Linked DNA regions of Homo sapiens: regions 1 and 2 are each linked to region 3. A link is a loop called in an ENCODE intact Hi-C map of the cell type or tissue named here. Cell type or tissue: Caco-2. All regions are shown on one strand. Each heading gives the region's core, and the rest is flanking DNA. Links, peaks and the distances in the headings are about the cores only. Region 1 has its middle 8.1 kb from the start of CEBPA. Region 2 overlaps WDR88 (WD repeat domain 88). Region 3 holds the start of LOC124904692 (a long non-coding RNA gene).

Region 1 (9,927 bases), core at 758-8,757, 110 kb before region 3:
ATGACACATGAAAACAAGATCAGGAGTGAGAAATCAACTCTTGCCTGTCTCCTGCCTCTGTGGTTCACCCCTGCCTTCTTAGGAACTATTTGGGCCACTCTGAGATGACCACAGCTGTGTCCTCCTGTTCCTTCTTCCCTCCCATGGGCCTTGCTGACCAGCACTAGGAGATAGCAAGACAACATTCCACAGGCAACTGGGGGTCCAGTGGCATGAGTGGGTGGGTGAGGAATGCCTCTCTCCCACCCTGATTCAGTGCTGATGCTGATATCTTCCTCCTAGACACTGTTCCTCTTCTGTCCACCGACCTTTGTCTCCCCATTCTGTGCCTGGGCCCTTAAGGGTGCTTGGTGGAGACTCATTCACTAGCTGACTGATATGAATTGGTCCAAAGGAGCTTTGTCCCTCGCTTCCCAGCACACCAGCATCACCTGGGACCTGGCTGTCAAAGACCTAGGAGCTGGGCTCCAGGGGCAGGCAGGGTATTACCCAACCCTGGGTCCTACCATCCTCTACCTCCCAGCCTTGTGCTTTCTTGGACAGGCGAGTGATCTGGCTGGCAGGTGGGTAGCTTGTTTGTGACTCACGCTCCCCACCTTGGTGGCCAGGTGGCCTGGTCCCTGGCCTCCTCATGGTGACTCGTCCTGGAATCAGGTTCCTGCAGTTGCTCTGTTCTGGAGGGACACCATTCATCATCTTGCCTCTGGGAATCTCGGCACGCCTCTCAGACATGCTCAAACAGAGAGGCTGCCAAACCTGTGCCGGGTCACACAGCAGGTGTGTGATGAGGCCAGGGCGCACACACAGTCCCACACCCCCAGTGGGCGGGAAGGCAGGCCCAGCCCTTGTGTAACCAGCGTCAGGGCCTGGGCACTGTGAGCAGCTTCATGGTGGAGCTCAGGGAGGCCCTGGTCCCACCCTTGTCCTCAGGCATGTGCCAGATTCCCCCACCCCCAGCAGCAGGTCCCTCCAGGCCCCTGTGCTGGGCAGGACACCAGTCCCAGGGCAAAAGCAGAGAGGGGTGGCCAAGTGGTGGTTGATCTCTCAGCCCCTAATGAGCAAAGCCTGGGGTGTCATGTGGTCTCCCAGATCTGGCTCTGCAATGTCTCAGACATGCCGTTCGATTTTGAAATTCTCAAAGATGTTCCAAACAGCATGCAGTTGATTTAATTTTTTAAATTGAAAACTAAAGGAAATTGAGTTGAAGAATGTTGAGTGGAGGCAGTGGCGGGAGGTGTGATGGAATTGAGCCAATCATGAGGGCATTGGGGAAACAGGAGCATTTCACTCCCCTGGGTGGATTTGGGGGTACAGAGGGTTAAACTACCCCACTGGATGGGGAGTCTAGGAGCTCAGGTGCCGCTCCTGCCTGTGTTCCAGCCCTGGTCTTATCACTGCTTCCGGTGAGAAGGGTCCCTGAGGGGCCTAGGCTCTATGGCACTGGGCACCTGGCTGGGGCATCTCCTAGGATGCCTGGCTCCTGGGTGAGCGGCTGGGACCCTGAGGAGTCTGATGCTTCCCAGGGAGGCAGAGGAACCCAGAGCAGGCTGCTGTCCCTCCAGCGTGGCTCACGCACCGCCCCCAGGCAGCGCTGCCCCATATAGCAACATCACTGCCTCACTCAAGATGCTCACCTCACCTCTGACACATTTCAGGCTTGGAGCCATCGTCCCCACCTCCCCTCGGCTCAGGGGCCTGGCCTGTGACTCATGCCTCCACCTCTCCCAGACAAGATTGCTCCTTGAACAAAGGAGCACAGGCCTTGGTGAACTTGGGAATTGCACTTGAGGGGACCCTGAGCCCCTGGGTCTGACCCCTCCAGCCCTGCATCGGCCTTGAGATCACATGCAGGTGGCACGTGGCTGCACCCGCACCAGCACCCCCACATCGCCCCTCTCCCCGGTTGCTCTGGGAGTCACCCACACCCCAGCCTCTCCTCTGTCCTTTCTGCTGCCCTGCACCGAGCCCAGCTGATCTGCAGGGTGAAGAAGCCAATGATTTAAGGCCTCCCAGCCCCTCTTCATAATTGTGGCCCTCCTTTGCCTTGGCAAGTGGAATCCAACAGCTTCCTGTGCTTGAACAGGGAGACGAAGGGGCCCAAGAGCTGCCTGCCTTCCTTGCCTGAGGAGTTTGCTTATTAACTTGAATTACCCTCGTGGTAGCATTCCTGGCAGGGCAGGGAAGAGCAGGGTTGGTTTCTAGAACCTTTTCCTGTTGGCGGCCCCGGCGCTAGGGAAGCTTGGCTGAGGCCTCCTCCTACCTGCCTTCTTGCCCCTCCTCCAGGACACCCCAGGACCCCAGAAGCTTCCCTGGTTGTTGGAAGCCCTGCCTGGGTGGCTCTCCTGCAGGGCTCACGCTGACCTCCTGGGCCCGAGCTGGGTTGGGCAAATGGAAACCAGCTGTGATGCCAAGTGCTGAGATGACACAGTTGAGAAGTGAGGGGGCAAGGGAGCAGGATGTGTCCCCCACCCCTGACACACACAGCACATGTCTCTGGCTCCCTTCTCACCAGCAAGGGGAAGGCAGGACCCCCACCCTCACCCCTTTACTTGCTGAGGTCACAGCCTTCCAAACAGAAGTTAACTGGGAGGCCCTTGGGGCCGAGGACTCTCTCAGTACCTGGGGAGGCTGCCACCCCAGTGAGAATACTTGTTCTCTCTTGAACTCCCCATGGGTCGTCACCTGGGATTCTGCACTTGTATGAAGGACATTAAAACAAATCTTGTAGAGATGGGGGTCTGGCTATGCTGCCCAGTCTTATCTCAAACTCCTGGCTTCAAGCCATCCTCCCACTTCGGCCTCCCAAAGCGCTGGGATTACAGGCATGAGCCACTGCGCCTGGCCCACGAAGAGCATTTTACTTCGACAAGCACACGGGGCACCTGTGCCTGCTCATCTGAGTGTCGTACAGGCTTTGACCACTGTGCTTAGCCTTCAAAGTCACTGGCAAGGGGGCTCTGCCCCCAGAATGAGCTCATTAAGTGTTTTCTAAGCAAATGAAAGGCATCCTTTGTGGGGGGGAGGGGGTGTGGAAATCTAAGCAACATTAAAATGACTTCAGTTGTTTGGTTATTTGGAACAAGCATTTTGCCCTAAATTCTTAAGAAGGCTGTCTCCTTCCACTGCGTTTTTCAGGGACCAAGGTGTGCCCTAGCCTCCCACTCTGCCTTCTGCCCCAGCACGTGGGAATCATTAGCTGGAGCCAAGTGTCTCATAAGCTTTCCCTGTTTATCTTTCACAACTCCATGACATGCTACTTGTTTTGCATACATTTTGCATAAAAGGAAACTGAAGCTCGGAGAAACTGACAGACTCAGTGCGGGGCCACCCAGTCAGCAGGAGGCAAGGCCAGGATTTGGTTTGATGCCAGGATGGCACGGCCCTCTTCCCATGGGCCATCCTCATCACGGGATGGGAGAAACGGGAAACGCCTCCTTGTCACCCGTGAACAAACTGCTTTGCTCCAGAAACCGACTCAGCACACACCTCGAGTGTGCACTCTGTCAGGGTGCCCGGGCTTCACTTACGTGTCCGGTACGAGACTGAAGGCCCACTGTGAGCCAGGGTTCTGTAGCCTTCAGCTCCATGCCCAGTGGTCCTGGCTCCAGGCAAGTAGCACTTGTGATGCTGAATGAGGCATATATTTCAGCATGACAGACCACAGTGCCTTCAGATTGTTCCGGGATAAATCCTTTGTCCTGTGGCCTCCTGGGCTAAGGCCAATTAAACAGCTGCCAGGTAGGGCTTATTCCCTATAAATCAGTGGGAATGTGGCCACATGAATTTTAAATATCAGATTAAAATCAAATTAGTGGGAAAATTTGGAACAAATTGCCTTCAAGTACAGTGAATGAGTCTATTTTTAAAACACTGCCGCACCAGGCAAAAGAGTGAAGCAAACACACATTTCCTAACAGCGAGTAGACACCGTGCTGGGAGTGATCTGTCATGCTTAGTCACGGTAATTGCTCTAGCAAAACTCAGGAATCAAATAAAACGTGTTTGCAAATTGTAAATCGCTCCAGGAGGCTACTTCAGACGGGTCCTAACCTGATGCTGAAGGTCACGGCGGCTCCCTTTGGAGCAGACACCCAGCCCTGACGCCCCCTTGACCCATCCCCACCCCCTTTCTCTGAGCAGGGGTTGAGCCGGCTGAGACCATTGCCCAACATGTGCACGGGAAAGGCCGCTGTAAATCAGCCACATTTCCGCATCTGCGGGAGGGCATGGCATTCTTGGGGGGTGCTGGGGAGGGTGCTCTGGTTGGCTGGAGGGAGGTGAGGGAGTCTCCGAGGCCACCATGGCCGAGGCAGAGAAGAAATGGCGGCGGTGGCTCAGGGAAGAGAGGCTGTGTTTCTGGTGAAAGGTTGGGCTGCCATTTGGCTGAAGAAAAGATCTTCAGATCCAAGAGGGCTTGGGACAGGCGGTGAGGGCTCCCTCAAGCCCCGTCCGGGTCCCTGTGTGACATGCCCTGGCTCTAGGCCACCACATTTGGTCCCTAGCCTCCCCACCCTCAGGCTGTAGTCCCTCAATAACAACCTTGCCAGTCGTCCTAGAGTGGAGATAAGAGGAGAGACATGAAGCCTTGAAATAGCTTTTAAAGCAGAAATGTGGCCGTTCTCGTTCCCCCGTGCTCACCTGCGGCTCCTGCAGCTTGGGGGCAGACAGGGCTGCTTCTCCCCTACCCTGTCCTCTCTTTTGGAAATCTTACCTCCTCCCCGCACAGTCTCCTGCAGAGCATGACTGTCTCTCTGGGGCCTGGCCAGACCTCTGATTCTGGTGATAAACTAATCACATGAAGGCAGGGAAGATTATCTAGGACCGGATGGGTTACCTTTCTTAGGATTCTTGAATGTTAAAAGTAACTTCAGGGGCCGGGTGCTGTGGCTCATGCCTGTAATCCCAGTGCTTTGGGAAGCCGAAGAGAGAGGGTCGCTTGAGCCCAGGAGTTCCAGACCAGCCTGGGCAACAAAGTGAAATCCCTTCTCTACAAAAATATTTGAAAATTAGCCTGGTGTAGTGGAATGTGCCTATAGTCCCAGCTACTTGACCTCTTGAGTCCAGGAGGTGGAGGTTGTACTCCCGCCTGGGCAACAGAGAGAGACCCTGACTCAAAAGAACAAAACAGGCCAGTCATGGTGGCTCACGCCTGTAATCCCAACACTCTGGGAGGCCCAGGAGGGTGGATCACCTGAAGTCAGGGGTTCGAGACCAGCCTGGCCAACATGGTGAAACCCCTGTCTCTACTAAAAATACAAAAAGTACCTGGGTGTGGTGGTGTGTGCCTGTAATCCCAGCTACTCAGGAGGCCAAGGCAGGAGAATCACTTGAACCCGGGAGGTGGAGGTTGCAGTGAGCTGAGAATGCACCATTGCATTCCAGCCCGGGCGACAAGAGTGAAATCCCATCTCAAAAAAAAAAAAAAAAAAGCCAGGCGTGTTGGCTCACACCTGTAATCCCAGCACTTTTGGAGGCCAAGGTAGGCGAATCACTAGAGGTCAGGAGTTCGAGGCCAGCCTAGCCAACATGGTGAAACCCCATCGCTACTAAAAATATAAAAAAAAAAATTTAGCCAGGCTTGGTGGTGCATGCTTGTAATCTCAGCTACTTAGGAGGCTGAGGCAGGAGAATCACTTGAATCTGGGAAGCAGAGGTTGCAGTGAGCTGAAATTGCGCCACTGCACTCCAGCCTGGGCAACAGAGTGAGACTTTGTCAAACAAAACCAAACAACAAAGTAACTGTAGAAGCTGCAACTCAGTGGGCCACCACGGGGGAGCCTTATTTACTGTGCTCTTGCGTTGCCTCTGACAATGGTGCGGCTTGCTTGGCGGACCTTGGGCCAACCCAATGGACCCTTGGATAGAAAGGAGAGGGTGAGGATGTCTTGTAAAGAAGGAGAGAGATCCTTGCATTCAAACACGTATGTTCAAGATCTGCATAGCCAGACACTGAAAATCTGCTGCGGCCAAGTTCAGTAGGAGGCCAAGACAGGCAGGAAGGACCCCAGGAGTGGTCATTTGATTTGGCTTTAGGGGCTGGTGTGACCTTGAGGAGAAGAGTTTCCAGGGAGGATAAAGGTGGAGGATGAGGATGAGGGGACAGTGAGGATGAGTGTCAGAAAATGGCTCTCTGGCTATGTGACAACCACAAAGGATGTTTCTTAAACAAGCTAGTTTCCCACCCCAGCTTGATGGCTGCAGGAGAACTACGTCTTTAAGTCGGGTGAGCCTGCAGACAAGTCTGAAAAACGGGGCTGCTATAGAAGAGTCTCACTTCTTGGCTCTGCCTAGAAAAGGCTTTGAATTCGTAGAGGATTCTTTGCCTGTCGCCCTGGTCCAGCCTCTTCTGGGCCCCTCGAGGTAGCTGGGCAGTGTGAACCCTGTGCCCCGCTGCCCCAGAAATCATGCTGGCTTTTGAGAGCTCAGCTGGTCTTGCTCAAAGTGTCTACCACTTTGCATTCTGTTTTTTCTTATTTTTGAGACAGGGTCTTGCTCTGTTGTCCAGGCTGGAGTACAGTGGTGTGATCTACAGCCTCCAACTCCTAGGCTCAAACGATCCTCCCACCTCAGCCTCCCGAGTAGCTGAGACTACAAGCATGTGACACCACACTTGGATAATGTTTTTGGAGACAAAGGGTCTCACTATGTTGCCCAGACTGTTCTTGAACTCCTGGGCTCAAGCAATCCTCCCACCTCAGTCTCTCAAAGTGCTGGAATTACAGGTATGAACCACTGCACCCAGCCTTTGCATTCTAAGGGGAGTTTCTGGACTTCAGGCCTACTGGAGTTCCCCAACACTGTCTTCTGCTATTGTCAAGCACAGGCAGCGGATGTGGGCACAGCAAATGGAGAGAAAGGGTGTCTATGCCAGCCAAACCCGGAGAGGCCTGTTCCTAGTGGGTGGGGCCAGAAGGCTAGAAAAATATAAATAAAAACAAACCGAAGGGAAGCAAAGCTCTTGGGTGCCAGAACGGGGCTGGCCAGGGCTGCAGCTGTCTGAGTAATGGGTTCCACATTTGTCTGGCTTGGTCTGCAGCCACCAGGATCCAGGGTGCACTGTGGGCCTTGCAAGGGCTGGAGGGGACAGTGCAGCTGCAGCTGGACCTAGCATACCCTTACGGCGGCCCCATCCCCGGCCGCCACAACAGGGTGGAGATGTCGCTGCGAGCTTCCACTTCGGCACCCCAGCTTCCCTCCCCTCACAGCCCCACCCCTGCCTGGGGCTCCTGGGTTCCCCCGGCCAACACAGATTGTTCGTGTTATTAATGCCGTTTTCCCAGAGATTCCATCTGGCTTTTTAATTGCTCTGGGATGGGGCTAGGATGCTTTGATAGTGAATCGGTATCTTCCCTGGGCCTCAGCTTACGTCAAACACTCCATCGGCAGAGAGGGGCGTGGGGGAGGGGGAGAGGTGGGGTTGTCCAGAGAGAAGAGATAGCAAGAGTCTTTCACAGAATCAAGAAAGCTTTCAAAGGTGCTAGTGGGTTAGTTTTATCTAAAGAAAGGAAAAAGAGGCCTGGCAGGGTGGCTCACGCTTGTAATCCCAGCACTTTGGGAGGCTGAGGAGGGAAGATCACTTGAGGCCGGCAATTCTGAACCAGCCTGGGAAACACAGTGAGACCCCCACCTCTACGAAAAATAAAATTAATCCCAGCAGCTACTTAAAGGCTGAGTAGGAGGCTGAGGCACGAGGATTGTATGAGTTCAGGAGTTTGAGGTTGTGGGAGTGGTGACTGCACCACTGTACACCATCCTGGGTGACAAAGTGAGACCCTGTCTCTAAAAAAAGAAAAGAACAGAAAAGCCTTCCCGTCCTCACTAGTATAGGAAAGAAACAGCTGGAATATCAACACCATCTAGGCAAGGACTCTGCCCCATGCCTGGAGAAGGCCTGTGGGTGCCTTGGAGGCCCCTCTTGGCTAAACAAAGTCAGGGGTTTCTGCTATCCCTTGTCCTTCCCCATGAGTGGCCCCTTCCCCTCCTGTGAGACCAGCAGCTCCTGGAGGAGGCCTGGCAGGTTCCTGCCTGGGAAGGAGCAGGTGGGAGAGCTGGGAGGGGCAGACACTCCTCACCAGGCCCAGTGGCTCATCGCAGGTGTCAGGGCCAAACCCCACGTTCACAGATTCCCAGGAGATCCAGGAGATAACAGTAATATCCGTGACAGCACTAAGCCATCAGGACGCATCTGGCAGCAGAGGAGATGCCTCCCTCCCTTCTACCCTTGCCCTTTCCTTGAAGGCCAGCTAACCCTGAACAGCGCTGTCACGGGACACAGGGCTCAGGAGTGGCGCAGCAAGGGGGGCGAGGTCCCTGCAGTCAGGTGCTACATGTCAAGGGGAGATCGATCAGGGCAAAGGAGAAGCATCCAGGCATCTTGGGACTGGGGCCAGCAGGAGGCCACCCTCCCCAGGTATTTCATCAAAGCTGCTGCCTCCATAAAGCCCTCCCTGGTGGACCCTGTTCACACTCTGAGATCCCCTTCATTGCACTTGGCAACCTTAAACCACAGCTTAGGGCCTCAAGGGTGTGAGCTCCCCAAGAGCCAGAGCAGAGTCGGCTTGTTCCCAGCCCAGTGCCCCATCTTTGGCGCAGGCCCTGGCATACAGTAGGCATCTGATAAATACTTGAGGTGTGTTCAGTGCTGGGCTCTTGGAATGGTTCTTCCTGAAGGCTGTAGTCAGGAGGGGAACTGTGAGGAACCCTGCAGGAAGCGGTGGGTGGCCAAGGGTGACTCTGTTCCCGGGAAGCCCCTACAGCTGGACACGGGGTACATGCTGGGCAGGTTCACCCCATGCCGCCCAAAAGACCTTCCTCCCCTCTACTTTGGCCCCCCCCGGGGGCCTCGCCCTCCTCATCCCTTTCCTGGGGCTGGATGTGATTGGATCCTTCTTGTCCCTAACAAAGCCCACCCTGGAACTCAGGACCAGGAGGAGGACTCGGGGTAGGAGGGATCCCTTCCGGGAGCCATCAGCTTTAAAAGAGGAAGCCCCTAGCGGGCTGGCACAGCAGAGAGGAGGGGAAGGAGTGAGGGCAGGAGGGTCGCCCCACCCCCTCCCGTCCTAGGACCTGTTCTGGGGGGAAAGGGGGAAGCCAGGGATCAGCCCCCTCAAACAAGAAAAACTGGAATTAGCACTGAACTCAGAGGGTTTGCTGGGGCTTAGCAAGCTGCGACCTGCCCCAGGCCTCGGGGCACGCGGCGGGGCTCTGCCTCCTCTGTTCCCAGGGTGGCGGGGCAGGCGCCGCCTCCTCACTGGGCTCGTGGCCTCTCCTCTGCCAAGGGCGGCCGTGGGTGAGGAGGCGGCCAGACACAGGACAGAGTGGGGGGCCGGAAGGGGTGCCAGCTAACCACGCAGGCAGGTAAAGCTAAGCTTCCAGAGTGTAAAAGGAATGTGTAATTTCTCGAAAATGCCCCAGCCCGCATTGGTACACACAGTAAGCCACTCAGTGAACATTCTCTCGGTACAGAGTTAAAAAAAAAAGAAAAGTGCAATTTATCTTTTACCCTCCGTGAGGGTAAAATCTGAAAAGCACCATCAGCCTCCTGGGCCTCTTTCTCCCGGGCCTTGTTAGTTCAGGGATAAGGGCTGCCCTCCCTTGCTTGGCTGTCACTGCTGCTAAGGGGGTGCCGGAGTGCCTGACCTTACAGGGTGCTCATTGGAGTTGGGGGCACACCAGCACTCAGTCCCCTGCTGGGTCTGGGATGAATGCAGTGGGGAGTGTGGATGCTGGGTGGGTTCTTGAACAGCCAGTGTGTGGGGCAGGACCAGACCCCTGTTGCAGGCCTGCCTCAGCCCCCTTTCTTGTGAGGGCTGGGGCTGGGCAGGTGTGGAGGGCTGGATGGAGGGGTCTCTCTCTTCAGGCTGCCTTCGGGCCTCGCAGGGGTAGGGTGTAGCCACATGGTCTAGGGAAAGAGGAGAGGGTTGGAGG
Region 2 (9,927 bases), core at 918-8,917, 260 kb before region 3:
GGGTTTGTGGTGGACCCCACGTTTAGGACTTACCAGCTGTGTGACCCTGGGGGGTTGCATGACCTCCTGGGCCTCCCTGGGTCTGCCCATGCTGCACAGGACCAGTTGTGTGAAGGGGCTGCCCCGGGGCTCAACTCACCTCCACTCCCGCCCTCCGTAGCTGTCCTTATGGACACCTGGCCCACAGAGCCCAGAGCCTCAAGATCTTGTTAGAAAAACTGCTGGTTTCTCTGGGAGCCTCACCCCCACAGCCCACAGGATAACACTAGAGGAATTTTTTCTTTGTTTTGTTTTAGAGACAGAGTCTTTCTCTGTCACCCAGGCTGGAGTGCAGTGGTGCAATTACGGCTCACTGCAGCCTCAACCTCCTGGACTCAAGCAATCCCCCCATCTCAACACCCCGAGTAGCTGGGACTGCAGGAGTGCACCACCACACCTAGCTAATTTTTTATATTTTATATTGTAGAGATGAGGGTCTTGCTACATTGCCCAGGCTAGTCTCAAACTCTTGGCCTCAAGCAATCCTCCCGCCTCAGCTTCCCAAAGTGCTGGAACTTCAGGCATGGGCCACCAAAGTCCCAGTTTCATAGATGTATGCGGACATGTGTGGACAAGAAAAAAAGACACGTCGGCTGGGCGCAGTGGCTCATGCCTGTAATCCCAGCACTTTGGGAGGCCGAGGCGAGCAAATCACCTGAGATCAGGAGTTCAAGACCAGCCTGACCAATGTGGTGAAACCCCGTCTCTACTAAAAATACAAAAATTAGCTGGGTGTGGTGGCAGGTGCCTGTAGTCCCAGCTACTCAGGAGGCTGAGACAGGAGAATTGCTTGAACCTGGGAGGCGGAGGTTGCAGTGAGCCGAGATCGCACCACTGCACTCCAGCCTGGGCGACGGTGGGAGACTCCGTCTCAAAAAAAAAAAGAAAAGACATATGCCAACATATTCACAGCTGTTAACTCTGGGGTCATGGAAGGATGAATGTTTTTCTTTCTTGTGTTTTCTGTAATAAAATCATATTACCTTTGTAATAATATGAGAAAAACTACCAAACTTACATTTTTTTTTTTTTTTTTTTGAGACAGGGTCTTGCTCTATCACCCAGGCTGGAGTGCAGTGGCAAGAACACAGCTCACTGCACCTTTTACCTCCTGGGCTAAAGGCATCCTCCCATCTCAGCCTCCCAAGTCGCTGGGACCACAGGCACACACCACCATGCCTGGCTAATTTTTTTGTTTTTCGTAGAGACAGGGTCTCACTACATTGCCCAGGCTGGTCTCAAACTCCTTGGCTCAAGCGACTCTCCTGCCTCAGCCTCCAAAAGTGCTGGGATTACAGGTGTGGGAGCATGTTTTTTTTTTTTTCTTTTTTGACACAGGATCTCACTCTGTTGCCCAGGCTGAAGTGCAGTGGTGCAGTTATGGCTCACTGCAGCCTCAACCTCCTGGGCTCAAGTGATCCTCCCACCTCAGCCTCCTGAGTATCTGGGACTGCAGGAACAGGCTGCCATGCCCAGCTAATATTATCATTTTTTGTAGAGATGGGATCTCCCTGTGTTGCCCGGGCTGGTCTTGAGCTCCTGGCCTCAAGCCGTCCTTCCTCCTTGGCCTCCCAAAACACTGGGATACAGCATGAGCCACCAAAACCCAGCCCCAAACTTATTTTTAAATGACCAGAAAAAAGGTGGCAATATATTAGAGGGAGATTGGGCATAGGATGAAGAATATTTTTCCCAGCTTCTCTGTACATTTATGGACTTTCCAAGTTATTCACAATAATCTCCAATGAGGGGAAAAGGGTTTTTTGTTTGTTTGTTTTTTTGAGATGGCGTTTTGCTCTTGTTGCTCAGGCTGGAGTGCAGTGGCGTGGTCTCGGCTCACTGCAACCTCTGCCTCCTGAGTTCAAGCGATTCTCCTGCCTCAGCCTCCCAAGTAGCTGGGATTACAGGCACCTGCCACCACGCCCGGCTAATTTTTGTATTTTTAGTAGAGATGGGGTTTCATCATGTTGGCCAGGCTGGTCTCAAACTCCTGACCTCAGGTGATCTGTCCGCCTTGGCCTCCCAAAGTGCTGGGATTACAGGCATGAGCCACTGCACCTAGAGGAAAAGGGGCTTTTAAAAGATTTAAAAGGTATTTGGATTTGAGGTGTTGCTGGGGGCAGGGACTGGAAACGGGGTCAGTGGGTGAGGCAGAGAGGGGAGGCCAGGGGAGATTTTGGCCAAGATACTGTGACAAGAGGAGATGACTGTGTAGGGTTATGGGTTCACCCTCTACGGAGGGACATGGAGCGCATGGTGGGAGCCACAGCTGAGGGTCTCAAGGAGCCAGCAGGGGGGGACGAAGATGGAAGAAGAGAGCCAGGGGAGGAGACAGGTCTCTGGAGTGGCAGCCAATGGGACCAGCTAAGGCAGGGGCTCAGAGGAGAGGTGGCGATTTATGGGACAAGGGGCGAAGGCACTAGGAGGGCAGAGGGAGGGAGCACAGGGATGAGGGGCTGCCTGGAGAAAGTGGTGGAGGGAGGAGGGCTGGAAGCAGTCTGTGGTGCGGGTGGGGAACACTTGGATGCACTTCCTGGGACATGGAGAAGGACGGCTCATGGGAAGGAGGGCATATGAGGTGGCAGAGGTGACAGTGCCTGCATTGTGGATGGGGCATGGAACAGGCAGGGAATGAGAGCAAGAAGGCTGTTGTGGGGACCGAGGGCCTCTCCAAGATTAGGGTCTCTAATCTTGGGACAACAACCAAGGTGAAAACAGGCATCTTTCCCTTCATGGAGACAAGAGCCCTTTGGCCAACACAGACAGCAGTCCCGGGGGGCCCTTCTGCCGACTCAAAAGGGGAAAGAAGGGCCGGGCGTAGTGGCTCACACCTGTAATCCCAGCAATTTGGGAGGCCCAGGTGGGTGGATCACGAGGTCAGTAGTTCGAGACCAGGCTGGCCAATATGGTGAAACCCTGTCTCTACTAAAAATACAAAAAAAAAAAAAAAAAAAAAAAAAAAAAGGCCGGGGGGCGGGAATAACGTGGGAGAATTGGAAGATGCAAGGTGGACTGCACAGGTGGCAAGTTACCATCCCATCCCCTGGGCAATGACAAGGGGAGAGGCTCCCTTGCCCCTGGGGTCTCTCAGTCACCCCAGAGGATTAAGAAAGGGTTTAAGTCTCCCTGAAAGCTGAGTGCAATGGCCCACGTCTGTAATCCCAGTGCTTTGGGAGGCCGAGGTGAGAGGGTTGCTTGAGGCCAAGAGTTTGAGACCAGCCTGGGCAATGTAGCAAGACCCTCATCTCTATAAAATAAAAAATAAAAAATTAGCCAGGCATGGTTGTGCACTTCTGTAGTCCCAGCTACTCGGGAAGTTGAGATGGGAGGATTGCTGGAGCCCAGGAGGTGGTGCCTGCAGTGAGCCATAATTGCACCACTGCACTCAAGCCTGGGTAACAACAGAGTGAGATCCAGTGTCAAAAAAAAAAAAAAAAAAAAAAAAGGCTGGTCACAGTGAGTCACGCCTGTAATCCCAGCACTTTTGGAGGTTGAGGCAGGAGGATCGCTTGAGCCAAGGAGTTTGAGACCAGCCTGGGTAATATAGTGAGACCTTGTTTCTACCAAAAACAAAAAAATTAGCCAGGCGTGGTGGCGTGTGCCTATGGTCCCAGCGACTTGGGAGGCTGAGATGGGAGGATGGCTTTGGCCCAGGAGGCCAAGGGGTGCAGTGAGCCGTGTTCTTGCCACTGCACTCCAGCCTGGGTGATAGAGCAAGACCCTCTCTCAAAAAAAAAAAAAAAAAGTTTGGTAGTTTTTCTCATATTATTACAAAGGTAATATGATTTTATTACAGGAAACACATGAAAACACAAGAAAGAAAAAAACTCATCTTTCCATGACCCCAAAGTTAACGGCTGTGAAAATGTTGTCATAGGTATTTTTTTCTTCTCCACGAACATCCACATACATTTATGAAACTGGGACTGTACCAAAATACTGATATGTACTCACCATAAACGTAGACGCCAAATATTGTCACATCTCCTTTATTTTCCAACTGTTTATTAGACCCCCTTTCCCTCGTTCATTTGAAGTCTAACCAGTATTTCCCCTTTAAATTGTCTGGGTCCACAGGGATGGGGTCGTGCTTCTAAATGCCCAGTGTGGAGGGAGTGGGCCGATCTCTGCACAGCCGCTGTTCCTGCTCTTGGCCACTTGGTGTCACTGTCGAGTCTAAAACTGCGCAGCCCCACGGACACTGATCATTCTGGCGCTGCCCTCAGTTGGCCCCGGCCCGCCCAGAGTGCGTGCAGGGGCCTGGATCCCACAACCCAAGACGATCATTTTCTTTTCTTTTTGAGACGGTGTCTCGCTCTGTCGCCCAGGCTGGAATGAAGTGGCGCAATCTTAGCTCACTGAAACCTCCGACTTCCGGGTTCAAGCGATTCTCCTGCCTCAGCCTCATGAATAGCTGGGACTACAGGCGCGCGCCACCACACCCAGCTAATTTTCATATTTTTAGTAGAGACGAGGTTTCACCATGTTGGCCAGGCTGGTCTTGAACTCCTGACCTCAGGTGATCCACCCACCTCGGCCTCCCAAAGTGCTGGGATTACAGTCGTGAGCCACCGCGCCCGGCCTGGAAGATATTGCTAGATTCTGCAAAGACTTTTTGGCCAGTAGGAAAGGAAAACACAATCTGTTTGCAGCTCTGCCCCCAGCATGGCCAGTTTCCACCTGGTGTCTGGAATTGCGGGGTAATTTCCCATGGATGCCAGGAATGGCAAGGGTGTCCTTCCCGCTCAGGGGACGGACATGTTGCAAAGTCCTTTCCTCTTTCGGAGCTGAGTGAGAGTCCCAGGACCTTGGAGTTCTCAGATTTTGCTACCAGAGATAAGCTAAGGGCTAATGTTGACCTCGATTTACGACTTCAGCAAACACGGCAGTGACCACTCTCTTCTCCTCTCTCTCCCGTTGATTTGAGGATCCGGTGGACGGTTCTGTGGTTCGCGATTTTGAGCACAGGCCCAAAGCTCCTGTTGTAGAGTGCAGCATCACCGGCGACAGCAGCAGGTGACCTTTCCCTCGTCTTACACTGGGAAGAGGGAGGGTGAGCAGGCATGCCATAAATAGGTATGCCTGTGACATTTTTGTTTTTGTTTTAAGTAATAGATATGGGGTCTCACCATGTGGCCTAAGCTGGTCTCGAACCTGTGGTCTCAAGCGATTCTCCTCCTGCATTGGCCTCCCAAAGTGTTGACATTACAGGCATGAGCCACCACACCTGGGCTTTGTGAATTTTTATTTTTTATTTAGACAGGATTCTGCTCTGTTGCCCAGGCTGGAGTGCAGTGGTGCAAACATGGCTCACTGAAGCCATGGACTCCTGGGCTCAGTGATCCTCTTGCCTCAGCCTCCTGAGTAGCTGGGATTACAAGTGTGCACCACCACACCTGGCTAATTTTTGTATTTTTGTACAGATGGGGTTTTGCCATGTTGCCCAGGCTGGTCTCAAACTCCTAGGCTCAAACAATCCTGCCTTGGCATCCCAAAGTGCTGGAATTACAGGCATGAGCCACTGTACCTGGCCTGTTTTGTTTTTGAGATAGGGTCTTGCTTTGTCACCCACGCTGTAGTGTACTGGTATGAAAATGTAAGTTTCATGGGAATTTATCTTTTTTTTTTTCTTTTTTGAGACAGAGTCCTGCTCTGTTGCCCAGGCTGGAGTATAGTGGTGCGATCTCGGCTCATTGCAACCTCCACCTCCTGGGTTCGAGTGATTCTCCTGCCTCAGCCTCCTGAGTACCTGGGACTACAGGTGCACACCACCACAGCTGGCTAATTTTTTTATTTTTAGTAGAGAGGGGTTTCACCATGTTGGCCAGGCTGTTCTCGAACTCTTGACCTCAGGTGATCCACCCACCTCGGCCTCCCAAAGTGCTGGGATTACAGGTGTGAGCCACCATGCCCACATGGGAATTTATCTTATATAGAGGACAAACTTTGCCACAGAAACGTGCCATGTAAGAAGACAAGGATACATTTATGTTTTTTTGTACAAGAAAACATTTCAGAACAAAATAAGTAGTCTCTTAAACTATATCCCTGTGAAAAGACAGACATGGGAGCAGAGAGGAAAACGATTGATCCTTGCGGGTGTAGAGATCCCTTTAGGAGAGGAAAACAGCTGGGAGGCTGAGGCGGGCGGATCACCTGAGGTCGGGTAGCCTTGAACAAGGCTAGCCTGACCAACATGGAGAAACCCCGGTCTCTACTAAAAATACAAAATTAGTCGGGCGTAGTGGCACATGCCTGTAATCCCAGCTACTCGGAGGCTTAGGCAGGAGAATTGCTTGAACTCGGGAGGTGGAGGTTGTGGTGAGCTGAGGTCACGCCATTGCACTCCAGCCTGGGCGACGAGTGAAACTCCGTCTTAAAAGAAAAAATAAAAAAGAAGAAGAGGAAAACAGAAGAAATGCTACTTTGAAAGCCCTTGATATAAAGGAGCATGTGTGGGTGGCTGAAGAGTACTGGGGATGATTGTGCTGTGGTTCCTTGTGTGTTAGGTCCTATTTCCTTCCTTCCTTCCTTCCTTCCTTCCTTCTTTCCTTCCTTCCTTCCTTCCTTCCTTCCTTCCCCTTCCTTCCTCCCTTCCTCCCTTCCTTCCTTCTTTCCTTTTTTTTGATGGAGCCTCTCCTGCCCACGCTGGAGCGCAGTGGCGCAATCTTGGCTCACTGTAACCTCCGCCTCCTGGTTCAAGAGATTTTCATGCCTCAGCCTCCTGAGTAGCTGGGATTGCAGGTGTGCACCACCATGCCTGGCTAATTTTTGTATTTTTAGTAGAGATGAGGTTTCACCATGTTGGCCAGGCTGGTCTTGAACTCCTGACCTCAGGTGTTCTGCCCGCCTCAGCCTCCCAAAGTGTTGGGATTACAGGCATGAGCCACCGTGCTTGGCTGGTTCTCTCTAGTTTCAGTGAGAACCGAATGGTCCCTAGGGTGGGTGATGGAGCAGTCTTTTAAAGATGATTGTGTTAATTATAATCTTGGTCCTAAATTAGAAAAATGAAAAAAAGTCTTCATAGAAGTCATAGGCAGGCCAGGCGTGGTGGCTTATTCTTGTAATTCCAGTACTCTGGGAGGCTGAGGTGGGAGGATCGCTTGAGGCCAGGAGAGACCAGCCTGGGCTCTGTCTCTAAGGAAAAAAAAAAAAAGAGAGAGAGAAAAAAATAGCCAGGCATGATGATGAGTGCCCATAGTCCCAGCTACTCAGGAGGCTGAGGTAGGAGGATCACTTGAGCCCAGAAGCTCAAGGTGGCAGTGAGCTAGGATTGCACCACTGGACTGCAGCGTGGATGACAGAGTGACATCCTGTCTCAAAAAAGAAAAGGAAAGGCGGGGGGCGGGGGAGGATGGAAAGGACCACAGACCTAACTGTCTCTGTTGTTAAGAATCAATGTTTGGCCAGGCGCGGTGGTTCACGCCTATAATACTAGCACTTTGGGAGGCCGAGGCAGGTGGATCACTTGAGGTCAGGAGTTTGAGACCAGCCTGGCCAACATGGCAAAACCCCGTTTCTACTAAAAATACAAAAATTAGCTGGGCGTGGTGGCGGGCGCCTGTAATCTCAGCTACTCAGGAGGCTGTGGCAGGAGGGTCGTTTGAACCTGGGAGGTGGAGGTTGCAGTGAGCCGGTATTGCACCACTGCACTCCAGCTGGGGCAACAGAAAGACACCCTGTCTCAAAAAAAAGAACCAGTGTTCGTCATCGTCATCTTATTTCCAGAGTCATTGCCGCATCCTATGATAAGACAGTGAGGGCCTGGGACCTGGAGACAGGCAAGCTGCTGGTACGTATGCCTGTCCAGTGGGGGCGTTGGTTGCAGCCCAGGGGCTTGACCAAGCCTCAGGCAGCTTTGGGTTGGACCCTGGGTAGGGGGAGGTGATAAAACTCCATTCTTCTAGGAAGGAGGCATGTTCCTGGGGATGGAAGTACAGATGTGAACTGCACCCACAACAGCCATTGCTTGCAAAAAGTCTGGAGGGTGAGAGGGTGGGCACTGGGGGAGGAAGACTCCTGGAGGAGGCGGATGGAACCAAGGCTTCTGCTTGAAAGATGGGATGGGTTTGGATACACAGAAAGAAGCCAGAATTGGGGGTGGGGTGTGGGGGCTGGTATTCCAGGCTCCCCGGTAAGATGTTTGGATTTGATTAGACAGGAAGTGGGGCTGAGGCCATGGGACAAAGGCCATGTGCCCCCAAGAACCAGGGTTCTGGCCCTTACCAGTCTGTTCTCTTTATATCTTGGAGGGGGTCACTCTCCGTCCATCCCACAGGCTCAAGACTCCCACTCGGCCCTGCACCCCTTCCAGGCACCCTCAGCTCTGCTCAGGGGCCTCCTCGGGGTCTCCTGCCTCACCCCTGCCGTCCCTCCCTCTCAGCTCCTGCAGGCCTTTTCTGTCCCTTCCTCCTTCCTTTCCTTAAAAAACAACCTTTCTTGTTAGTGCAAAGGTCAGTTTGTATTCATTGTAAACATTTTTAGAAAGACAAGATAAGCCAAGTTTTTATTTTATGATGACGATGATGATGATTTTTAGAGACAGGGTCTTGCAAGCTCTGTCACCCAGGCTGGAACACAGTGGCGCCATCGTAGCTCACTGCAGCCTCAAACTCCTGGGCTCAGATGATCCTCCCGCCACAGCCTCATAAGTAGCTGGGACTACAGGCGAGCACCGCCACACCTGGCTCATGTTTTACTTTTGTAGAGATGGAGATCTTGCATGTTTCCCAGGCTAGTCTCAGGCTCCTGGTCTCAAGCGATCCTCCAGCCTTGGCCTCCCAAAGCACTGGGTTTACAGGTGTAACACACCACACCTGGCTTAAAACAACCTTTTGATTGCTGGCTCATTTCAGTGGAAGGTCAGGTATGATACCTTCATCGTCTCCTGTAAGTTTTCTCCTGATGGTAAATACGTGGTCTCAGGCTTCGACGTGGATCATGGAATCTGCATAATGGACGCCGAGAACATCACCACCGTTTCCGTCATCAAAGGTGAGGGTGTGCGGGCTCCCTGTATCTTCAGTCTGCCATAGGAATAGCCACTTGTCACTGACTGACGGTGACCTTCCATTGCTTTATTTGGTGAAACTGTAATGGTATGAAGCACGTCATTAAAGCTGGGACACTAGGCTAGGTGCGGTGGCTGGGATTGCATCTGTAATCCCAGCACTTTGGGAGGTTGCTTGAGCCCAGGAGTTTGAGACCAGCCTGGGCAACAGGGTGAAACCCTGTCACTACCAAAAACAATACAAAAATTAGCCAGGTGTGATGGCATGCACCTGTAGTCCCAGCTGCTTGAGAGGCTGAAACGGGAGAATCACTTGAACCCGGAGGTGGAGATTGTATTGAGCTGAGATTGAGCCACTGGACTCCAGCCTGGCAGACAGAGTGAGACTCCATCTCAAAAAAACAAACAAACAAACAAAAAACAAACAAACAAACAAAAAAACACACCAAAACTGATCCTCTTCAGTTAATGCTTTTCCATTCATTCAGTCTTGTGCTTTTAACAAAGGACACAATGTTCGGCTCCAACCTCATGTGGTCATTGACAGCCTAATCTTTTATTGAGGGGAGGCTCAGGCTTCTTAACATTAACATTAACAGAGTTAACATTAACAGAGTCTTGCTATGTTGCCCAGGCTGATGTCAAACTCCTGGCCTCGAGGGATCCTCCTGCCTCAGCCTCCCAAAGTGAGGGATTATAGGAGAAGCCCCCTCACCCGGCCTACCTGTATCTTTTTTTTTTTTCTTTTTTGAGATGGAGTCTTGCTCTGTCTCCTAGGCTGGAGTGTAGTGGTGCGATCTCGGGTCACCTCAACCTCCACTTCCTGGGTTCAAGCAATTCTCCTTGCCTCAGCCTTCTGAGTAGCTGGGATTACAGGC
Region 3 (9,927 bases), core at 874-8,873:
TGGCACAGCTACAGAGTGGGAGGCCAGCCCTGTACGTGAAGGGTGTCTGAGAGACTCTGGCCCACCTGAGAGGCTGTGCCCGGCGGAGGGCTCTCCGTGGAGGGTACAGGAGCTGGGCTCACAGATACTAGGTGAATACACCACAGGCCACGCTCACCTGCCAAATCCTCCTGCTGGATCTGAAACACTGATCATTCATTCGAGTGACTAGTGGTATTTAAAACTGAGCAAGAAATTCTCATCCCCAGAATGAAGGAAGGAGAAGGAGTGGCGCCCCTGGGCGACTGCTTCGTGGAGGCTGGATTGGATTTGACAGCTAACGGGGGATGCTTCCCATGGCTGAAGAGTCAGAAAGAATAAGAAGGGACGCAGCAAGCAAACTGTCCCGTCCCTTCCTGCACCTCCTTTATGGTTTTCACAGGCGCACGGGAATTCACGCTCTCACTCCCTCTTCCTTTTACCCACAAGGGCCCGCTGGCCATACCCTCTGGCGCTCTTCTGTCCTCACCCACCCATCTGCCTGGAGACACCTGTATATTCATACTCAGGGGTGGCAGCTCCTTTTTGTTTGTTTTTTGAGACAGGGTCTCACTCCATCACCCAGGCTGGAGTGCAGTGGTGTGATCTTGGCTCACTGCAACCTCCGCCTCCTAGGTTCAAGCGATTCGATTCTCGTGCCTTGGCCTCCCGAGTAGCTGGGATTACAGGCATGAACCATCACGCCCAGCTAATTTGTGTAATTTTAGTAGAGACAGGGTTTCTCCATGTTGCCCATGCTGGTCTTCAACTCCTGACCTCAAGTGATCCGCCCGCCTCCCAAGTGCTGGGATTATAAGTGTGAGCCACAGAGCCCGGCCTGCTGCTTTTTAAGCAAAGCAATTCCGCAGAAAATGCTGTTTTCCTCGGCAGCTGCTAAACCAGGTGAGTCCGATCAGCGCTGTCACCCCATCACAAGCTTATTGACTTTTGGATTTTCTGTCCTGTCTTCCTTTTGGGGCACATCTGGGGTCCCCCTGCTTGCACTCATGCGTTTGTCAAGCTCTGTTCCTGTTGGATGCGTGAAGGTGTGGGGCTGGGGCCTGGCACTGCCCCCAGCGTCCCTCCGCGGCTCCTCAGCCTCTGGTGGGGGCTCTGGAGGCTGGACTGGGCACCATCTGCAAAGGCCTGCCCACAGTCTGCCTCCTCTGAAAGCGACGGTGGCTGAGGGCCCCTCTGAAGCACACTTGGGCCGGCGATCGAGGCTGCAACTCATCCCAGCAACGGGCTGTGGGGCCGCAGGGACTGCTCAGTCGACCGCCGAGCCATCAAGTTCTGAGGCCGCATTCTGGAGGCTCCAGATCTTTCTTTCTTCTTTTTTCCTTGAACACTGAGGGCGCACTTGGCAGCTGCCAGCTCTCTGTGGGTCCTTAACAGAGGGCACTCCATGTCTAACTAGATGCCACGGTCCAGAGCTGGCCAGGCCCGCTCTGAAGTGGACTCTGCCTTGGGAGAGCAGGGGTCTATCCTTCGCCTGTTTGGGGCTTAAGTAAGGTACCTGGCCAGCAGGCGGCAGAGCTGGGGCTGGGCTCGGGGCACTCTGGGTCTGGGGCCTGCATCCTGGACTCTGAAGCCTTGCGCTACTGGGCTATCCCCTCTGCCCGCGGTAAGCCCACCTGGCTCCTGGAGGACGCCTGAGCTCCCCTACACAGGGGGCTGCCTTGGGCCTGCCTGTCTCTCTGGAGGTCTGTATAGCTGTGGGTGAGAGGCAGTGGGCGAGGGTGGGGGCAAGCTGGGGGGGCTGGACTATGACCTGGGCATGGCCAACACGAGGTGATCTCTGACCTCGACCCAGATGGAGGGACTCCAGGCTGCAGAAGGTGGCTGGGGCCTGTGTGCTGAGGGCGGGCCCTGGCCAGACGATCCAGCTGTGAGTACAGGGCCATTGTCCTGTGCCACTGCAGCCCTGGCCCCAGCCCAGACCTGATTTTCCACCTCTGTGAATTTGTGGCAGCCCCAAATGACCGAATTGGCTGGAGACTGTTCTGTTGCTTATAACCAAAGATGCAGAACCTGCGTGCCTTGGGGGGCCAGCTGTGCCTGGGCCGGTGTGGGCAGGGAAAGCCCCTCTGCGCTGCAGGCTGGACCCTGGCAGCTGCCGAACAGATCTCAGTCAGAGTCGTGGGAGCCATGTGCCTGTAGAGGGCCAGGCCTAGGGGTTGGCCAGCACATGGTGATCCCATAGGAACCTGCCCAGGCTCTGGTGAATCCAAGGATTACGGCAGGGGTGCTGTGTTGAAGCCCTGGAAGGCTTGAAGCAAGAACATGAGAAGACCACATCCCTCAATTCTCTCCTCTGGGCAAAGGTGACAAGCCAGGACCTCCCATCACTGCTGGGAAATGGTTTCTATTGTTGCAGGGCAGAGAGCTGGGGTTCGATCCTGTGGGTGCTAGACTCCACCCCTGCCAGGGCTATGGAGGACCCAGGGGTCACTCGGCAGGAGGCTGGCTGAGCGGGATGGGGACAGCGGGAGGTGCCCAGGGGGAACTCCTGAAAGCTGGCCTTGTTGGGAGGATGCTGGCTCCCCTCCAGGGGACCTCCTCTGCCTGCCCTGACAGACATCAACGGCGCGCGGTGGGAGGTCAAGAGGTACCAGTGGGGCCTGTGCAGGCTGCCTGGGGTTGGGAGGGCTGAGGGCAGGACAGGTTGGCCTACGCTGGCCGCTGGGAGAGAGAAACACCAGGCCCATCCTGGCCTCAACATGGCCATCATGGTGGTGACTGTGACCCCTGCAGGGCACTACCACAGGCCAGGCGGCCTTGCAGGTGCTTTACACAGCTTAACTCAGTCTCCATGAGTCGGCTGCTTCCCCATTTACAGATGTGGAAACGGCCACCCAGAGGAGGGCTTTCCATCCAAGGTCACAGAGCGCTGAGCGGCACGTGAACCTGCTCTGACCCCATGCCAGTGTCCAGAGTGGGTTGAGCCCTCCCTGGAGTAGACACCGCTTAAGGACAAAGCAGGAGACAGGCTGGCGTGCTAGTGGCCAGTGGAGATGCGCAGGTGGAGGCCAGCAGACCGGGGAGCCTTGGCCTGAGCCCCGCAATTCCTGGTTCTGTCTGTCCCTGCCTGGTGGTCAGCCTTGTTTCCTAGGAGTGACCCTGGAGACCTGACGCCACTGGAATCTCAGGGACTAAGCATCTGGAGTGTGGCAGATTCAAGTCACACAATGCAGACCCGTTCCCTGCAGGCACCTGCCACATAGCAGCGCCCCCAACGCCACGTCAGATGCGCCTCCCCCCACCGACCCGCTGCTCACCTGGCTTCATGGCACCCATGACGGCACGGGAGCTCCGCAGCACTGCCTCATAGACGGCCTTCTGGTCTGCAGTGAACTTGCCGTTGGCGGGAAAGGAGCAGGTGATGTCGGAAGCGAAGCAGTAATACTCACCGCCCATGTCGAACAGGCTGCGGAGAGAGGAAGGCAGGGCAAGTGGGTACTGGGGTGCCACCGCCCCCTTACCCTTACCGCTCCCCACCTGCCCTGGACTCGAGGGCAGCTGGCCCGGGTCCTGGATGCAACTCCCCCTCACAATGAGACCGGTGTGGGGAACTGCCACCTGGTGTCTCCCACGGGTGCGTGGGCAGCAAGGAAACCCGAAGCCATCCTGGAAGACCTGTGTCTTCCAGGGAAAAAGGGACTCAGGGCTCAGCCCAGGCAGGGAAGGCTGAGGGGAGTGGGGCTGTCCTATGCAGATGACACCCACCCCTGTGGCCTGGCCTCCAAGAGCTCAGAGCCATGGAGAATTGTTTGGAGAACTAAGGAGAGGCAGAGATGCCCCAGGACCCCGCCCGCTGCCTGGCCTCCACCCGGCACCCCAACAGGCTCTCCCAGGTCTCCCTGCACCCAGCACAGAGCACAGGCTGAGGCCGTGCTTGTGGGAAGCAGAGGAGGAGGGGGCTGGGCAGGGACCCCGGATGGGATGCACGGCCTAGAACTCCGGGCCTGAATCACACCACCTGCTTCTTCCAGGACCCAGAGCATCTGGGCAGACACTCAGTCGGCGGCTAGGGCCTCTGGCTCTGCTGCAGCTCTGGGGCCCCCTAGCTGGAGGGGTGTGCCCGACACTACCCCTCTGCCCATGGGGATGGGACGGACATATTCTGCCAGGGCCCAAGGGGAGGGCAGGGAGGAAGTGCCAGACAGCCTCATGTCCAGCAAGGCTTTCCCAGGGCCTGCTGGCCACATGTCCCCGAAGCCAGGTGGGCCCCCTCACCCTGTCCACCTGCACCCTGGCACCCTCCGGTGGCAGGCAGAGACCAGCAGGACACAGGCAGGGGCGTGGAGAATGGGGCAGAGGTGCCAGCTGTCCAGGACGGGAGGGGCCTGGGGGCCAGCAGAGAGGCAGGATGGCATGGGACAGATGGCGTGGGACAGACAGTGTGGGACAGATGACAGGAGGCCTGCTGAGGCAGGAGGATGGTGGCTGGGGCTGCCCTCTGGATGCCCTGTAAGAGGGACCCTTGGCACAGCAGGGCCCGGAAGGAGTAGGGCCTGTCCTTGCTGTGCAAAGGACCTCAGGGCCCTCTCTGGGCAACGGCAGAGAAGCAGCCTCCCGCTCATCCTGTGGTGTGGAAGGGACAGGATACGGGAAGGGCTGCTGGATCCAAACCTGGCTCTCAGGACTCCCCGGAAGCAGCCCAGGTGGACAAGGCTGGGCCTGGCTGAGGGGGCGGAGGGGCGCAGGTGGTGCCCCTTTCCATCCATCCCACCTAGGCACCTCGGGAGGCTGCAGGCAGCAGACACAGAGCGGAACCCTCGGGTCCACCAGCCCCTTCACAGGTCATGGCCAAGTCACGACACTGATGGTGATGACCCTGGCTGGCGGAGGCTGGTCTAGCCCTAGGACCAGAGCCCACCACGTCTGCAGGGTCCAGAACCAGAGCCAGGAGGGCTGAGGAAGTGCAGCTGCCCCTCTTTGGCTCCACCCTGGGCTTCCCATGGGGTCCATCTGTAGCTGGGTGAGTCCTGACAAGTCTGAGGCCAGGGGCACAGCCGCGGCTTCCGTCACGAGGGCCTCTCACCCAAATCCCAGCTCTCACGGTAAACACAACCACTCCACAAACATTCCAGAAGCTGCCTGTGCGCCTGCCTGTGGGGGGTCCTGTCCCATGGGAGGGAGCCAGGGGGTGGAGGACCCTGGCCTCATGTGGAGCAAGGAGCAGGGCCACGTGGCTGGACAGGCAGCGTCAGCCGCCCCATGGAGGCAGATTTCTAAAGGAAAAACTTGAATGCACGGCCAGGACGCTTTGCTGAAATCCAAAGTCCCCAGCCGGGCACTTTTTAATCTCCTGTCTTTTCTGATTGCAAAACACCATAAGCAGTGTCAACAGGGCAGAAAGGTCCAGATAACACCTCAGGTGACTCTCAGGCTGGGGGGAGGAGCCCCGCCTGCATGACAGGGAGCTTTGGGGTGGGTCAGAGTCACAGGATCTCTGGATGCAGTGGGCTGCTTAGGCCAACAACTGCCTGGAAGTCTACTCCTGCACAGGGCCTAGGCTTCCCCACGGCTGGCCGGGAAGGCGGGGCACATGGAAGCTCTAAACTGAAGGGAAACTGAGGCTCAGATCACGGGTCCAGGAAAGCCCTGAGTCAGGAGGGTAAACAACTCGAAGCCCAGCAATGGGTTCTTAGGTCCTGGCGGCAGTGCTCAACCTTCACGGCCTCAGTTTTTCCATCTGTAAAATGGGACCCTCCCACTGCTGTAGCTCTGGGGAGTGGAGCCATATGGAACACAGCCCAGTTTTGCCTGGGGACAGCTAAGCATTTTCATTTAGGTTCCCCAGAGTCAACCAAGAAAAATGGTTTGTGGTTTGTTGGTTTTAGAACATGCAAGAATAGCCTGGGCAGAGAGGACAGGGCCAGGAGTATGGGGGACACGGATTCCTAGGAGGCGCCAAATCAGAAGGTGACCTGCAACAGCAGCCGGGGCAGAAAGTCCTACCGGACTGTGCTGACACAAAAGAAAAAGCAGAAACTGAACTATCGTTTAAAAAACAACAACAACAACAACAACCAGGAAGCCCACAAGAATACCCCGAACAATGAAATCATCTAGGAATGTAAAAACAAGACTGTTCTCCAGTGCAGACCAGACTCAGATCCCAGTTCCCCAAACTCCCGCCAGCAAAGCAGAAAGACCATGGGATGGTGGGTGCCTGGATATCATCCGCCAGCCTGACTTTATCTTCCAGCTTGTAGAAGACTGTAACTGCATTTCTTGTTTGAAAATGATCTGCTTTCTGGAGGGGGAAGTATACACCCAGCCAGCCAGCTCCATCCTGCCCAGCGAGGCTCGGGTATGGAGCTGAAGTCTATTTTCGTGCTCCTCTCAGTTCCCTATCTTTTTCTGCCTTAAAAAAATCCCCCTAGAGTTTCTACACACATAAGTTATTCAGATGCAAGCTTTTCTGGAATCCAGGGACGAAAGCCATGGCTTTGATAAATCATCTCCCTCCCGCTCCTCTGCGTCCACTTCATCCATCCTCTGAATGCAAACCGACAATGGAGAATTCGGTCATACGTTGGCTCAATCGAGAACAGGCACGCAGGATCCCTCCTTCCTGGCTGTCTGGGGACCCTACCATCTTTGGCCGAGTGAGTCGATGATAATACAAGACATCTGGGAGACAGGATGCATCTCCAAACAACGTGCTGGCGTCTCACTCCCCACATGTGTTCTGAGGGCTCTGTTTCTGGCTCCTTCTGGGTAGCTTTGGGCCTGGGCTACCTGCCACCACTGGCCCACCCAGACCCTCCCTGGGCCCCATGGCAGGGACCCGCCAGCCCAGAGGCAGAAGGCCTCCAAGATGGGTCGGCCAGTGACGGAAGGCTTGGGAACAGTTTTCTGGGGGAAATGCTGCAATGTTTATATGAGAGCCACTTTGGACTTGGTTTGCAGTTTCATTTGAATCTCCTGAGTAGTGGCACGGCTCTTAGCTGTTCAATCCAACAGTTTACACGCGCTCATATTCGGGGCTGCAGAAGCACTGCAGACTCCGATGTGCAGCTGCCCTGGTCAGTGTCCCAGGCCAGGCTGGGGGATTGCTGAGCAGCAGGAAGCACTTGCTTCTCCTCAGTGTGAGACCGAAAGGGAGGCGTATGGGTCACTCTTCCCTTCATCTGCCCCAGTGGGCGGCCCCTGCAGACACGGTGGCGAGCTGTGGTCTCCAGGGTGCATGGGCCGGCTGCCTGCTCCCAGCCAGGCCTTCCGTGGAGTGCCAAGCTCCAAGCGTGGCCAGCAGGGACAAAGGCCACCACTCGGAGTCCCTGAGGCTCCCCGTGCCATGGCCTAACCCACCAAGGGGACCTCTCTCCAGTGCGTTCCTGGGCATCTCTGCCCCCTTTTCGTGTGACGGCCACTCCTCCAGGGCCTCGGCAGACAGGAAAGCTGCCCATGCCGCCAGCCCATGACAGCAGCAGCTTCTGGTCCCCAGAGCCAGCAATCCCTGGTGCACGCGGTGGGTGACGGGAGCAGCTGCGTCCTGTGGGCCTCCTGGGTGTCTGGAGGGAACTGGCATTGCCATTTTATGCATGACATGGACAGAGGCACGGCACCAGTGAGGGGCCCCGGGTCCCAGAAGAGCACTGTGGGGTGCCTCGTCCAGAGGTGGGTGAGACACAAGGACAGCTGCCAGGAAAGCACAGTGGGGTGAGGCCCGGGCGTCAGGGCAGTGGCCTTGGCAGGCGGGAGGGAGAGTCACACGCGCAGCACATGCTGTATTTTGCTTTTTTTGGTGACCAGTGTCTCATGATGTCTGGGAGCACCCAGGATGTCTGGACAAGTGCTGTTCAAACTGTGGGTCATGACATCAGCTGAGGAGGGTGCAGCCACGAAGCACAAACAAGAGACAAACCGAAAACGCGTGGGCAGGTGTCTGCTCATAACCAGGCCTGTCCATGTGTATGAGGACGGGTGAGAATGGAGAGCACGCTCCTAACTGGGATGGGATGGGACGGCCATGCCTGTGGGTCTGGACCCTCCTGAGGGCGTTCTGTGGCCCCAAGAGCATGTCTTTAAGACCGCAGAGTGCTCAGGGCAGGGCTGGCTGGTGACAACAAGTCTCCCTCGGAGGAAACAGCAAGGTGGTGGGGGAGAGCTGGGCTGGGACAGGCAGCAGAGAGCAGGCCTGGGGGCAACGCTCTACCCTGGAGCTCACCAAAGCATTGGGCCCCAGGTGGAGTGGGGCAAGGGGGTCCCCAGGAGCTTGTCACCCATGGGGTCCGCAGCGCGATGGTGGCAGACAGACTCAGGCTGAGTAGACAGCAGGAGTAGGCTGGCCGCATCCCAGGCTGCAGGGCCCATGTGAGGCCAAGGTGGCTGCTGAGGTCCTGGGTGAGCGGGCACCCCATGGCCTGCAGGGTCGAGGTCTCGCCATTATCTAGCCAGGGAAGGAGGGGAAGAGGGCACTGGTGGCTGCTGAGTGTGAGGGCTGGGACAGGTCTCTCCTCCTAGCCAGGCTGGCCACCCACCCCCCATGCCCAGGAGCAACACAAAAGACCAGGCCCAGCAGGGGTGAGGCCTGGCCCATCGTCCTGAGACAACACTGCCCTCTTCTGGCCAGTTCTGGAAGGACAGGCTTGCTGCCCACCAGCTGCATCCCGACTGGGACAACCAAGGCCTGGGGCATCCTGGGACACGTGCTCTAGAAACTCTGCGAGGGGCCACAGTAGATTAAGGCCCCCCTCCAACCCCCACCACCTGATCGGGAAGTGAGGGAGGCAGGAGGAGTGTCCCAGCTGCTTTCCCAACCAGAGCCCTCCACCTCTGCCCTGTGGGGTGAGCCTCTCCAGGACCTGGGGCGGCCTCAGGCCCGGAGTGCTGCAAGGGATGGTCCCTCTCTGGGCGCACTGCTTCCCAGAATCGTGGACCATGCGCCCCCTGCCCTAGCTGCGAAGCTTGCTGGCCTGCAGTGGCTCTGGTGCCCACAGCCCAGGCTGTTTGTGGAAGGAGGGGGCAGCACATGGGGGCTCAGAAGACGACCAGGAGAAGCAGGGGGATGAGTCCTGGCCACCTCTGTGCTCACACAAACCTGTTCGGGGCTGGAGTGAGTGGGGAGGGGTCTTCTGGGGCCTCCCACTTAGGAATGGCCTCCAGTGATCTCAGGCACCTCAATCTGTGTGAACATGTTGAAAGTGTTAATTAGCAAGTGTGCTGCGCTTTTGTAACCCTGTTCTTGAAGGTCTGCCTGAGGGGTTTAAAAAGGAAAACAAAAAAAGCAGCGAATGGCCCCTCTGGTACAGTGACTTGGAGATGGGGTTCATGGCGAACCCCAGGATCACAGCGGGAAAAGACTCTGAGAACAACAGCAAAACCCCCGGAGGCTTGACGGCTACAGGCCCCACATGGGGCCGCTTGGCTCTGAACCAGGCTGAGGGTGTATGCAGCCACCACAAAGTCCCGTCCCTCACCCCTGCGTGCATGCGAGTGGGTGTGGTGGCATCACACCCAGAGAAGCGGGAAGGGGCCCGGGGGTGGCTGGCTGGGGGTGAGGGACGGCCCTCAGGAAGTCTGTCTCAGTCCTTGGCTGACAAGCCTGACCTGAAGCAGGAACCAGGGTGTCTGGTTCATAGGCCCTCTTGGACCATGACTGTGGCCAACAGTGGACTCAGCCTAGCTCCAGGGAAGCTGCTGGAAGGGTAAGGACGGAGCAGTAGGAGGGGGGCCTAGCCAGCCCCAAACCCCGCTTGATGTACGCATCATGGAGGACACTTTTGGGTCGAAGACACGGAACAGGACAACCAGGGGACGGGAGCTGTCTGAGAATAAACCAGGCCTGGCCTGAGCTCTGCCTGTGGCTCCCACCTCCAGCCTGTGCTGCAGAACCAGCTGCTGGAAGTGGGCATCAGGGCCTGGCCTGCCCAGCTCGGTGAGGACACCGGGCCTGCT

The links. Peaks named below come from ENCODE experiments on the same cell type or tissue, not always from the same donor. Only the 100,000 strongest peaks of a DNase experiment are listed, where the experiment ranks them.
Region 1: a loop joins it to region 3, with 4 times the contacts of the local background. A loop is called at or near these places in 45 of 110 quality-filtered maps.
Region 2: it touches region 3 in a loop (5-fold over the local background); 45 of 110 quality-filtered maps call a loop at or near these places.

The regions. Positions count from the first base shown.
Region 1 is chr19:33,289,516-33,299,442 of GRCh38, forward strand. No RefSeq gene overlaps it. Among named protein-coding and RNA genes, the nearest start is that of CEBPA, 8.1 kb to the right of the region's middle. RefSeq lists enhancers at 2,046-2,629, 3,887-4,837. In Caco-2, for the core only: no CTCF peak of the experiment used is centred there; DNase peaks (open chromatin) are centred at 1,666, 2,166, 4,106 and 4,545.
Region 2 is chr19:33,139,878-33,149,804 of GRCh38, forward strand. WDR88 (WD repeat domain 88) reads left to right here. Exons shown (of 11, transcript NM_173479.4): 3 at 4,967-5,055; 4 at 7,768-7,831; 5 at 8,895-9,033. Among named protein-coding and RNA genes, the nearest start is that of WDR88, 13 kb to the left of the region's middle. RefSeq lists enhancers at 7,032-7,201, 8,153-8,322 and a cis regulatory region at 8,238. In Caco-2, for the core only: a CTCF peak has its summit at 4,194 (motif pointing right); DNase peaks (open chromatin) are centred at 4,204 and 4,885.
Region 3 is chr19:33,398,425-33,408,351 of GRCh38, forward strand. PEPD (peptidase D) reads right to left here. Exons shown (of 15, transcript NM_000285.4): 12 at 3,297-3,445. LOC124904692 (a long non-coding RNA gene) reads left to right here and starts at 3,445. Exons shown (of 2, transcript XR_007067229.1): 1 at 3,445-4,999; 2 at 5,865-9,927. RefSeq lists an enhancer at 8,276-8,833. In Caco-2, for the core only: a CTCF peak has its summit at 8,604 (motif pointing left); DNase peaks (open chromatin) are centred at 1,847, 5,157, 5,267, 8,587 and 1 weaker place.